3 separate regions of the Homo sapiens genome follow, and all the other regions are linked to region 2. A link is a contact called in ENCODE Hi-C data. All regions are on one chromosome and are shown on one strand. Each heading gives the region's core, a stretch centred on a gene start or an enhancer-like site at or near the end of the contact. The rest is flanking DNA. Distances are from core to core; before and after follow the strand shown. Region 1 holds the start of FAM111B (FAM111 trypsin like peptidase B). Region 2 holds the start of MRPL16 (mitochondrial ribosomal protein L16). Region 3 has its middle 60 kb from the start of MPEG1.

Region 1 (3,040 bases), core at 177-2,676, 700 kb after region 2:
ATGAAAACAAAACAAAACAAAAAAGAGCAAAACATATGAAACAATGGTTTGCAAGGAACTGGACATTATGCAATTAAGGACAGTGACAATTGAAATGTATCCTATAATCCACTTTAGCAGACTACCTTGAGGAATTCCAGGCCAGTGTGGCAAGGAAGGGCAGCAAGACAAAACCAGTAGGAATTCCAGATTTAAGGAGACAAAGCTGAGAGACTAAGGTGACAAGAGGTCACAGGCCAAAGACATGGTGGGAGACCTGCACAGAGAGGGAACTCTGGATATATGAAGAGGGTTCCCCTAAAGCATTCAGCTGTGTACTGATCAGAGCAGCAGCTGAGAAAACTTTCCAAGGCCAGGAAAGAACCACCCTAAAACTGTCATAGTCTAACTTTCCACCAACCCTCTCCCTGTAACCCTTTTAGGGATCCCCATTTCCTCATTTCTAGATTAAGGACTTTGGCTCAGATGAAACTTTTATTGTTCGTGTGAATTGGTTCCTCTAAGCTTTTTAAAAAGGATTCCAGATCCCACCCTCACAGACTCTGATTCAGTATGTCGGGGTGTGGCTATGGAATCTGCATTTTTACCTGCCTCACTCCACAACCCCCGCCTCAAAGGCGCACCAAGTTCTTTGAACAGCTGCCTCTGTCACCGCAGGATGACCTCAATGCTTTCCTAAAGCCCCAGAACCTATGAAGGTAACCTGTGCTTGAAGCTGTGCTTGCTTACAGAAACAGAGACTGGATGTCAGTAACCACCGTGCTACAAGATGGGAAACGAACTTAGAAGCGCTACCCTAACCTGAATCCTTGCTGATTACCATACCTCAATCTGTGCCTCGGGGAGAAACGCAGCTTGCTAGGCACATGTAGTGTTGGGTGGCAACAGAAAATAGGAGACTGCCACACTCAGCTGTTTCTGGAAAGCCCCGTCTCTTTCCAGAAATCCTTGCTTTCCAACTACCTGCCCTAAAAGACCTTAAGAAGCACCCTCACACTACACTCCAGGCACTTTGAGCAGGAGCTCTCCTACTCCATTCCTTGATCAGTGAATAGTTTCTGCTCTGCTTAACCGAACCTGGTCTCCTTCTATGGGCGCGAACGGCACCGGGCAGGGAAAGGACCCACCAGGGTCAAACGACCCTCTCGAGATTCAGGAACACCCAGATGATCTCTAAGTATCTCTTCAGGAGTACAACTCTTGGCCTTTGAAGCTGAGACAGGGGGAAGGGAATTACAACGGGCGGCTGCCCAGCTCCCCATCCAAAACCCCCTTGACTTTGGGCTGAGGTCCTTCTGCCTACTGCCCTTGTCAGCCATCCCCCTAAGAACTCCAGGTCCGACCCGGGAAAAGAAAAACCACTCACAGAACCGGAGAGTCTGTCCACACGGTGCAAGTGCCCGTCAGTGCCCGCCGCTCTGGATTTGCAGGTGCTGGAAAGACTGCTCTTTTATATCTCTCAGCTGAACTTTTCCCGCCTAGAAGGGCTCGCCCGTGCGCGGCAGGAGCCTGGGAACTGACACTCTCGCTGGCCAATGGACGAAGAGTCTCTGGAGGCTGTTTTTCTCTCATTGGATGTAAATGACTCATCTCTCATCCACTGTGGAAGCCAATTATCATCACTCCAGACAGTGATTGAAGGGAAGGACCGGATGAGCGCGCAGCGCGCGCAGGTGGGTCTGAAGGCCGGGCCGAGGGTACTGCGCGCCAACCCGCCCACCCTCCCTATTTGTCTGGATGACCCTTCCCGGTCTCAGTGATCCCCTCCCCGGCACCACTCAGTCCACGGCCAGTTCCCGTGTCCCAGGATAAACTAAGCAATCACCGCCCTGCTCTTTCCCGCTCATGGGCGTCCCCTGTCTCCCAGTGGAGGCTAGGGAGGAGCTGCGCGGTAGCTGGGCGGAGTGGGAGGTGCCTGGAGGTTTCGCGCTTTCTCCGACTTTTGATTGCCAGCGCGCTGGCGGGAGCCGCGCGCTGGCGGCAGCTGCAGGGCGAATAGCCCGCCAAGTTGCTTAGGTGTGTGGCAGTTGCTGCCTTTCTGCAGCGGCGGGGTGGGCGACGGTGGCGGGATGAGCATCCAGGCGGGATCCTTTGGCGGCAGCAGCAGAGAGAGCTCCACCCGGATAATGCAGAGGCCCAGGCTCCAGCGGACTTCAAGTCCCAGAGCAGGCTGCACCCGCGTCTGCGTGAAATCTAAAGGGACTTGGCCTGATCACAAATGAGCTAACTTCGCGGCGGGGCTGGCGAACACAGACAATGCCAGCCTGGAGGAGGCAGTGGCCAGCACTGCTTAGGCCTCGTTCCCAGGACGCGCATTACTGAGTGCTGTACTTTACCCTTTGGATGAAGGCTCCAGAGTACGACCTCCCCAAACTGATATCAAAGAAGTGCTTTGCATGGGGCTTGAGAAAACATCTTACTGTTTAAGAAAAGAACGTCTTACTGTCTGAGAAGCTGAATAGAATGAGATGCCATCAGTATTGGGTGTTATTTTTCAGAAGTTGCTCAAAGAAGGAGAGAAGATGGTTAAGTGGGGATGGAGACAATTATTTTGTAACTCATAGAAGGACAGATGTTTATGTAACAGTTGATAGTTTTGGTGGAATAATCATGAGCATGTTTCTGAAATTAATATAAAATATACAGAGACCCCTAAAATCACTGCTTAAATTACACGGGTCTTGAGGTGTTCGGAAAGAGCAAACTTTGGAAGTATAATTGTAAAAATAATGTCATACAGACAAAGAGAAGAGAAAACTTAACGACAGCTTTCTTAAATCGCTGTTATTCTTGAATCATCTGAAAGCAGTACACGTGCCTGGCACCAATATACATCAGAGAGTAAATCATTGCACAAGGAGACTTGATCTTCTTTTTTTGTAGAATCTGGAGGAAACAAATCTATGAAAAGCAAGAGATGGTAGAGAATGGTGTTGTCGAAATTGCCTGACATCATTGGAGATAGAGAATTTGCCCTGGTAAAAGGTGCTCCTCAGGGAGGAGCATCTGCACATTCCATTAGCATAAAGCCCCTGGTGGG
Region 2 (3,325 bases), core at 721-3,220:
TGTCTATTTCTCTGCCATACCGTGCTGTTTCGATTACAATCAACTTATGTTTTGAAGTCAGGGAGTGTGATGCCTCCAGCTTTGTTCTTTTTGTTCCAGATTGTCTGGGCTATTCAGGGTCTTTTGTGGTTCCAAATGAATTTAAGGGTTGTTTTTCCTATTTCTGTGAAAAATGGCATTGGAATTTTGATAGGGATTGCACTGGATCCGTAGATTGCACTTTTTGGCTCTTTTGAAATAAACAATAAGGTAGAAGTTTTGGGGTACCAAAAGACTTAGAGACCAATCAAACCGTGATTTTAGTGCCACTTCATTTTTCACTCAAAACAATATTGCACAATATTCAACTTGAGGACTAAGCTCTGATTTTTTATCTTGCCCAAATTCCTACCTAAGGGAATCATGCCCTACAAACCATAAATTCTCATCATATAGGTTTTATTTTACCCTATATATTGTGACTTACTTTTCAACATGACTCTGGCATAACATTATGAGACAAAGAAAAAAATATTTAACCCCAAAATATATTTCTTTGCCATATCTTGAAATTGCCCTGCAAAGTCTCTTGCGGGAAAAATCCATTTCTATAGGTATTCTCTTTCCCCTTTGTTTTCCTTCCTTCCTTCCCAGATCCAGGAGACAATCAACTAAGAGCCAGGCATATTTTTTTTTCTCTGTCTTGCCCAGTCTGGAGTCTGGAGTGCAGTGGCGTGATCTCGGCTCACTGCAACCTCCGCCTCCTAGGTTCAAGTGATTCTCCTGCCTCAGCTTCCCGAGTAGCTGGGATTACAGGCACCCGCCACCACGTCCAGCTAATTTTTTGTATTTTTAGTGGAGACGGGGTTTCACCATGTTGGTCAGGCTGGTCTTGAACTCCTGACCTCAGGTAATCTGCCCGCTTTGGCCTCCCAAAGTGCTGGGATTACAGGCGTGAACCACTGCGCCCGGCCTCCAGGCACCCTTTAAGTCAGATAAAAAAACAATTTACAACAGTCTTTCTCTAAAGTCTGCTATCTAAGAGCTTCCTCTGCATAATAAAACTTGGTCTCTACAATCATTTATGTTTAACCTGAACATTCCTTTCTATCCATCCCAGGTCTTTGGACAAACTCAACCAATTGTCAACCAGAAAATGTTTACATTTACCTATAGCCTAGAAGCCCACCTTGACTTGTCCCGCCTTTCTGAACCAAACCAATGTATTTCTTAAATGCATTTGATTGATGTCTCATGCCCCTCTAATATGTATAAAGCCAAGCTGCACTTCTACCACCTTGGGCACATGTTCTCAGGACCCCCTGAGGGCTGTGTCACAGGCCATGGTTGCTCATATTTGGCTCAGAATAAATCTCTTCCAATATCTTACAGAATTTCACTCTTTTCATCAACAATATTGTTCATTCACTGAGATCTCTGGAATCACAGACTGTGCTCAAATTCTGATGGTACTGTTTTCCTGTTGTATGACCCAGAACAAGTTAAATTATTTCACCCTCAGGATGGAATCTGCAAAATAAGTATAATGACTTATCTCACAGATTCGTTGGCAGGACTAACGAATGAGGTACTCAATGACACATTGCAATTGCCCTATACATGTTAAACCATTGCTAAATCTGGTATTCTCCTAATGTCTTTGAGGGGTCCCCTAGAAAATCATCTCAAAGGCTGTGAATCGTAAGGGACCACCTTGCTAAGCAACCGGCAGGCACTAACAGTTGTACTCCGCAGAAAAATAAATAAATAAAACAAAAGACTCCCCGCCCCGCCGCCCTCTTCTTCTGGGGAAAGACTGGAGATTGGAAGGAGAACCCTAGAGAGCCAACAGGGCCCCTGGGCGTGGCTGGGCGGACGGCGCCTTTGACCGCAGGAACTCAACCTCCCCCGGAACTCAACCCCCGTCGCTCGAGTTTCTTTCGCTTCCGTCGGGACTCTGCGGAGTGGACCCGAGTGAACACAACTTCCGGCCCCACTGAGCGGTGTCCTGAGCCGATTACAGCTAGGTAGTGGAGCGCCGCTGCTTACCTGGGTGCAGGAGACAGCCGGAGTCGCTGGGGGAGCTCCGCGCCGCCGGACGCCCGTGACCATGTGGAGGCTGCTGGCTCGCGCTAGTGCGCCGCTCCTGCGGGTGCCCTTGTCAGGTCAGAAGTCCCTTTTGGTTCCTAAAGACTTTACCCCTCTTCCTCCCCCACCCTCCAGTGCTTTTTCTCCCTAACCCAAAAGGCGGCTCTGCATATGCTTGGTGAAGCACTGGTTAGGAACTACGCTATCGCACCGCCGACCTCCACCGTAGGGGTTCGTGCAAGAGGGTCACAGCTGCGTCTGGGAGTCGGCGCCCAGAGATCCCGGCTGGCCTTTTGCGGAGCCTGAGCCTTTGAGTCCATTTAGTGGAATCCGCATCCCACACCTCAAGACTCCTCCGGCGGAAGTACTTTTGGGCGGGCGCGGTGGCTCACGCCTTTAATAGCAGCACTTTGGGAGGCCGAGGCGGGCGAATCACTTGAGGTCAGTAGTTTGAAACCAGCCTGGCCAACATGGTGAAACCCTGTCTCTACTGAAAATACAAAAAAAATTAGCTGGGCGTGGTGGTGGGCGACTGTAATCCCAGCTAGTCCGGAGGCTGAGGCAGGAGAATCTCTTGAACCCGGGAGGCGGAGGTTGCAGTGAGCCGAGATCGCGCCACTGCACTGGATCCTGGGCGACAGAGTAAGACTCCGTCTCAAAAAAATAAAATAAATAAAAATAAGAAGTAGTACCTTTGGCCCAGGTTGTATCGGGGTCCCGGCCTGTTACCTTCGTCGTTTAACTTGATTTGTCTTTGTAGATTCCTGGGCACTCCTCCCCGCCAGTGCTGGCGTAAAGACACTGCTCCCAGTACCAAGTTTTGAAGGTGAGAGCTTGTCTTTCTCCTGTTCGTAAATCTTTTCTCTGATGGAAACCAGGAGCGGGTGGGAGATGACATAGGAATGTTCTCGTGTTTCCCATCCCCGTTCACTCTTTCAATAAATATGTTTTTAGAGCTTACAGTTTTGCCAACTAATATTCTGAGCACTAGAAATAAATCAAAGACAAAGGAAACCAAAAAAGTTCCTTGCTCTTACGGAGCAGCGTCTAATGAGATAGCTCCCCTAAAACCTCCCACTGGTGTGTGTCCCATGGTCCACTCAGCCAGTAGTCATTGGCCTGAAATCTGGATTTTTGAGCGGGCATGGTGGCTCACGCCTGTAATCACAGCACTTTAGGAGGCGGAGGCGGGTGGATCACTTGAGGCCAGGAGTTGGAGACCAGCCTGCCAACCTGGTGAAACCCCATCTCTACTAAA
Region 3 (3,261 bases), core at 241-2,740, 540 kb after region 2:
CTAAAGTGCTACCTGGTCCTATGGTCTGTTTTTGTAGCTTCCTCCTGATATCAGGTGTTGCCTGAATAATAACTTTATCATATAGGATTAGTTGTCTCTCTACTGAATCAGGTGATAGAGAGGTATGCTTCATCAAGTCCTCTCTTAGCCTTTCCAGAAAGCCAGAGGGATTCTCATCTAATCTCTGGTCAATCACAGTTTTGAGTAATTGAAAGGCTTAGCTCTAGTCCTTCCTAAGCCCTCCAATATGCACACCTGAAAGTGTTTCCTCCTCCATTCTCCCATGTTATCATCATGGTCCCATTTAGGGTCCTACAATGGTATCGCCGTCTTTCCAATTGAATAAGGTGCCTTGTCTTCTCTGGCACTATATGAGGTACAAAGCTCATTTCCAAATTTCTCTGCAACTTGCAGGGAGGCTGTTTCTCCACAGTGGTCAGGGTTTGCTTTAAGAGAAATATAATGTCCTTCCAGGAGAGTTCAAATACTTGGGTTAAATCCTGGAAGGCCTTTATATACCTGCCAGGGTTGCCTGAAAATCTACCAAGAGTTCCCTTTATTTGTCTTAAGTCTTGTAGAGAAAAGGGAACCTGTACCTTAATAGGGCCATATTCACAAGGCATTTCTTGTATGGGCATCAGGGAGGCTGGCACTCACCTAGAACAAAAATGTCTATGGTGGGGCAAGTTTAAGGGGGGACCTGGACAGGGTCGATAGGATTGACCCAGAGAACTGGCTTCAGGGGCTGGCGCCTTTTCTGTGGGCGTTCTAGGGTTTGTTTCCCTGGTCCACTAGGACTGTCCTTTGTGGGGTTTTTTGATATAACAATTAGGAGGGCTGGGTGAACTTTACAGTGTTAACAGAGGTCTGGGTTATCCTGGGTGAGCCCCTAAGAAATGTTGCAGTTTCCTTACTCTGTATTTTAGTAAGTTCCAAGTTCTTGTCTCGTGGCCACGAAGAAAGAGGTATGCGGATACAGGAGGGTGGGTAAGGGAGAGTCGAGTTTTATTAAGTGACAGAAAGACAGCTCTCAGTAAAGAGAGGGGACCTGAAAGTAGGTTGCTGCTGACCAGCTCATCCAAGGGTTTTTATCCCTCCTTTCTAGAGATGTTTTTCTCATTTGCATCTTACATAACCTCCTACTTCCAAGTTCCTTCCTAGTTCCACTTCTTACTGTGCAGGTGCCTTCTTGTCCACAGTTACTCCATTGTAATTATTACCCATAGGCACTACAGAAAAGCCCAGTTGGGGGTGGGGGTGGTGGTAAAACTGCAACGTAGATGTCATGTTCATGATATTATAATAAGCTGGGTCAAGTTAAGGACATTTAGTTGATTTATTGTGCTTGTGCCTAAGTTGAGACAGTCCATTCTGAGCAAACATCCTGGTATAAGAGGAAGTTCTTAACCACATCTCCACCTGCTAGCTACGTAACAGGGGAAGAATATACTTCCCTGTGGGTGTTGTTCTCTCCAGAGACTCTCCATCTCTACCTGCCTAGCCAGCCCCTAACTGCCTCCTCTCACAAAAGGTACAGTGACCGGCCCTAGGTCATGCAGAAATTTGGCTGGCAGAGGGGACAAGACCTGCATGAGGCCTAGGGACAGAACATTTTAAGGCCAAAGCCAATGCATAAAGCTGAGCCCTTACACCTGTGCTGGATGAAATCCCAACCCTACAATAAGAAGTTACTTCCTCTGACAACACCTGGGTTCACTGAAAAAAGAGGAGACAGAAAGCCTCCCGCAAACCCAGCTCAGGATGATGTGTCTTGCCTTGTAGTCAGCTTTGCCCTCCCTCAGTGGGAAAAGGGGCCAAGTTCAGTGCTGCCAGCAAACACAGGGCTGGCCTGGTGACCGCTGTTTACAGCTTGCACTGGGGCCCAGGGAAAATGGCAGGGAAGGGTCCCAACTGGGCCACTTTAAGAACACACAACCCCAAACACAAGGAAAGGGTGAAGGGACTTATTTGGGAATTTCCAGCTGGAGGAAATGGGTTTTCTTGGTTTCTGTTCTGGGGGGTCTGAGAACATGGAACTCCAGTTCATCGAGGTGTGGGGTGTATCGAGGAGGAACCAGCTTACAGGGGGCCAGCCGCAGTGCCTCAGTTCCCAAGAACAGGCCACACTCCTGGGCTCTTCCTCAGGCTTCTGGCACGGATGCCTCACAGCTGCACACTGGCACCTGAGAGACAATTACTCGGTTTTTCTGTAATGATGATTGCTATTCTGAAGATCATGTTCATGGATATACTGACAAGTTTTGACTTTTCTGTTTCTTTTAAGAAACTGTTCCGGGGAGTCCTGCATTAGAACAATGTGGGTGCCCTTGCTCTGGGTGGGAGGAAATTTTAGCATCTTGGTCCCAGCTGGCCAAGCTGAGGATGGACTTGGCCATGAACCCAACATGTGGTTCAGCCCCAGCGGGGATTTGCCAGGACAAACCAGGGGGGAAGGTTCAATCCGGCGTGGTAGAAAAGCAGCTGCCCACCTGGAGTTGTATATAGAAGTGGGCTTCCAGTCCCTTCAACTCTGTGAGCCTCTCTCCAATGTATGTGCCTGAGAAATAAACAAGTGAGGAGACTCATCTTGACTGTGTAAAGTGGGTGTCCCCCAAGCATACCTGTCACACCTGGAAGAGAAGAGAGGGACTTGTGACCTAAGTGGCTCAGAAACTTGCAGTGTAGGGTGCTGGATAGGATGGGGTTCTGGCAAGGAAGAGTAGACAGGAGCTGCTGGAGGGGAAAGGAACATTGACCAAGCACCTACTGGGCACCAGGCACATCCTGTGAGCTCCTGTAATCCTCATATCTAGTGGGTGTGTCTATGTGTGTGTTTGTGTGTGTGCACATGACATCCCAAGGTCAAGCCAGCATCTGTCCAACTCAACGCTCGTGTCCTATCTTCAGGCTGCTGCTCTCTACAGTTGATTGGTCTGGTCAGCTGACAGTAGAAGTTGTCCCCTGGGAGGTTGCACACACTATTTCTGCGATGTCCCATTGCTCCAAACACCTGGCATGGGCAAGAGGCTCCAGGGATGCTGGACTATGGGGTAAGACCCTCCCCAGATTTGAATTTTCCCTCAGCTGCTCATCAGGTCAGCGACCTCACAAATGACTCAGAGTCTCTGAGCCTCACTCTCCTTACCTGTGAAGGTTTATCTCCCTCCCCCAGGGTGTTCATGGAGATTGAACAGGGTAATGGCCTTCTGGGGAGTGATCACCCCAGGTCCTGATGCACTAGCTGATACCTCCATTCCCTTC

The links. Hi-C counts contacts between places; a loop is a spot of excess contacts on that map. Pooled maps may share reads with other maps.
Region 1: a map with no recorded cell type shows a loop between it and region 2 (9-fold over the local background). The contact joins the promoter of FAM111B here to the promoter of MRPL16 in region 2. A Hi-C loop is called at or near these places in 3 of 37 single-sample maps with no recorded cell type and 8 of 50 pooled maps.
Region 3: a map of OCI-LY7 shows a loop between it and region 2 (3-fold over the local background). The contact joins the enhancer-like site here to the promoter of MRPL16 in region 2. A Hi-C loop is called at or near these places in 1 of 168 maps with a recorded cell type or tissue (OCI-LY7), 2 of 37 single-sample maps with no recorded cell type and 10 of 50 pooled maps.

What each region holds. Positions count from the first base shown.
Region 1 is chr11:59,105,623-59,108,662 of GRCh38, reverse strand. It overlaps FAM111B (FAM111 trypsin like peptidase B), which reads right to left and starts at 1,426. Exons shown (of 4, transcript NM_198947.4): 1 at 1,367-1,426. It overlaps LOC105369315 (a long non-coding RNA gene), which reads left to right and starts at 1,938. Exons shown (of 3, transcript XR_007062680.1): 1 at 1,938-3,040. RefSeq lists enhancers at 258-307, 1,448-1,537.
Region 2 is chr11:59,809,423-59,812,747 of GRCh38, reverse strand. It overlaps MRPL16 (mitochondrial ribosomal protein L16), which reads left to right and starts at 1,970. Exons shown (of 4, transcript NM_017840.4): 1 at 1,970-2,144; 2 at 2,828-2,893. The coding sequence starts at 2,090. RefSeq lists an enhancer at 1,757-1,976.
Region 3 is chr11:59,271,685-59,274,945 of GRCh38, reverse strand. No RefSeq gene overlaps it. Among named protein-coding and RNA genes, the nearest start is that of MPEG1, 60 kb to the right of the region's middle. RefSeq lists an enhancer at 1,747-1,796. Within about 2 kb of position 1,490, at least 6 of the 41 ENCODE cell types and tissues checked have a DNase peak (open chromatin) inside an H3K27ac peak, as active enhancers do; they include OCI-LY7, where a contact is called at or near this core.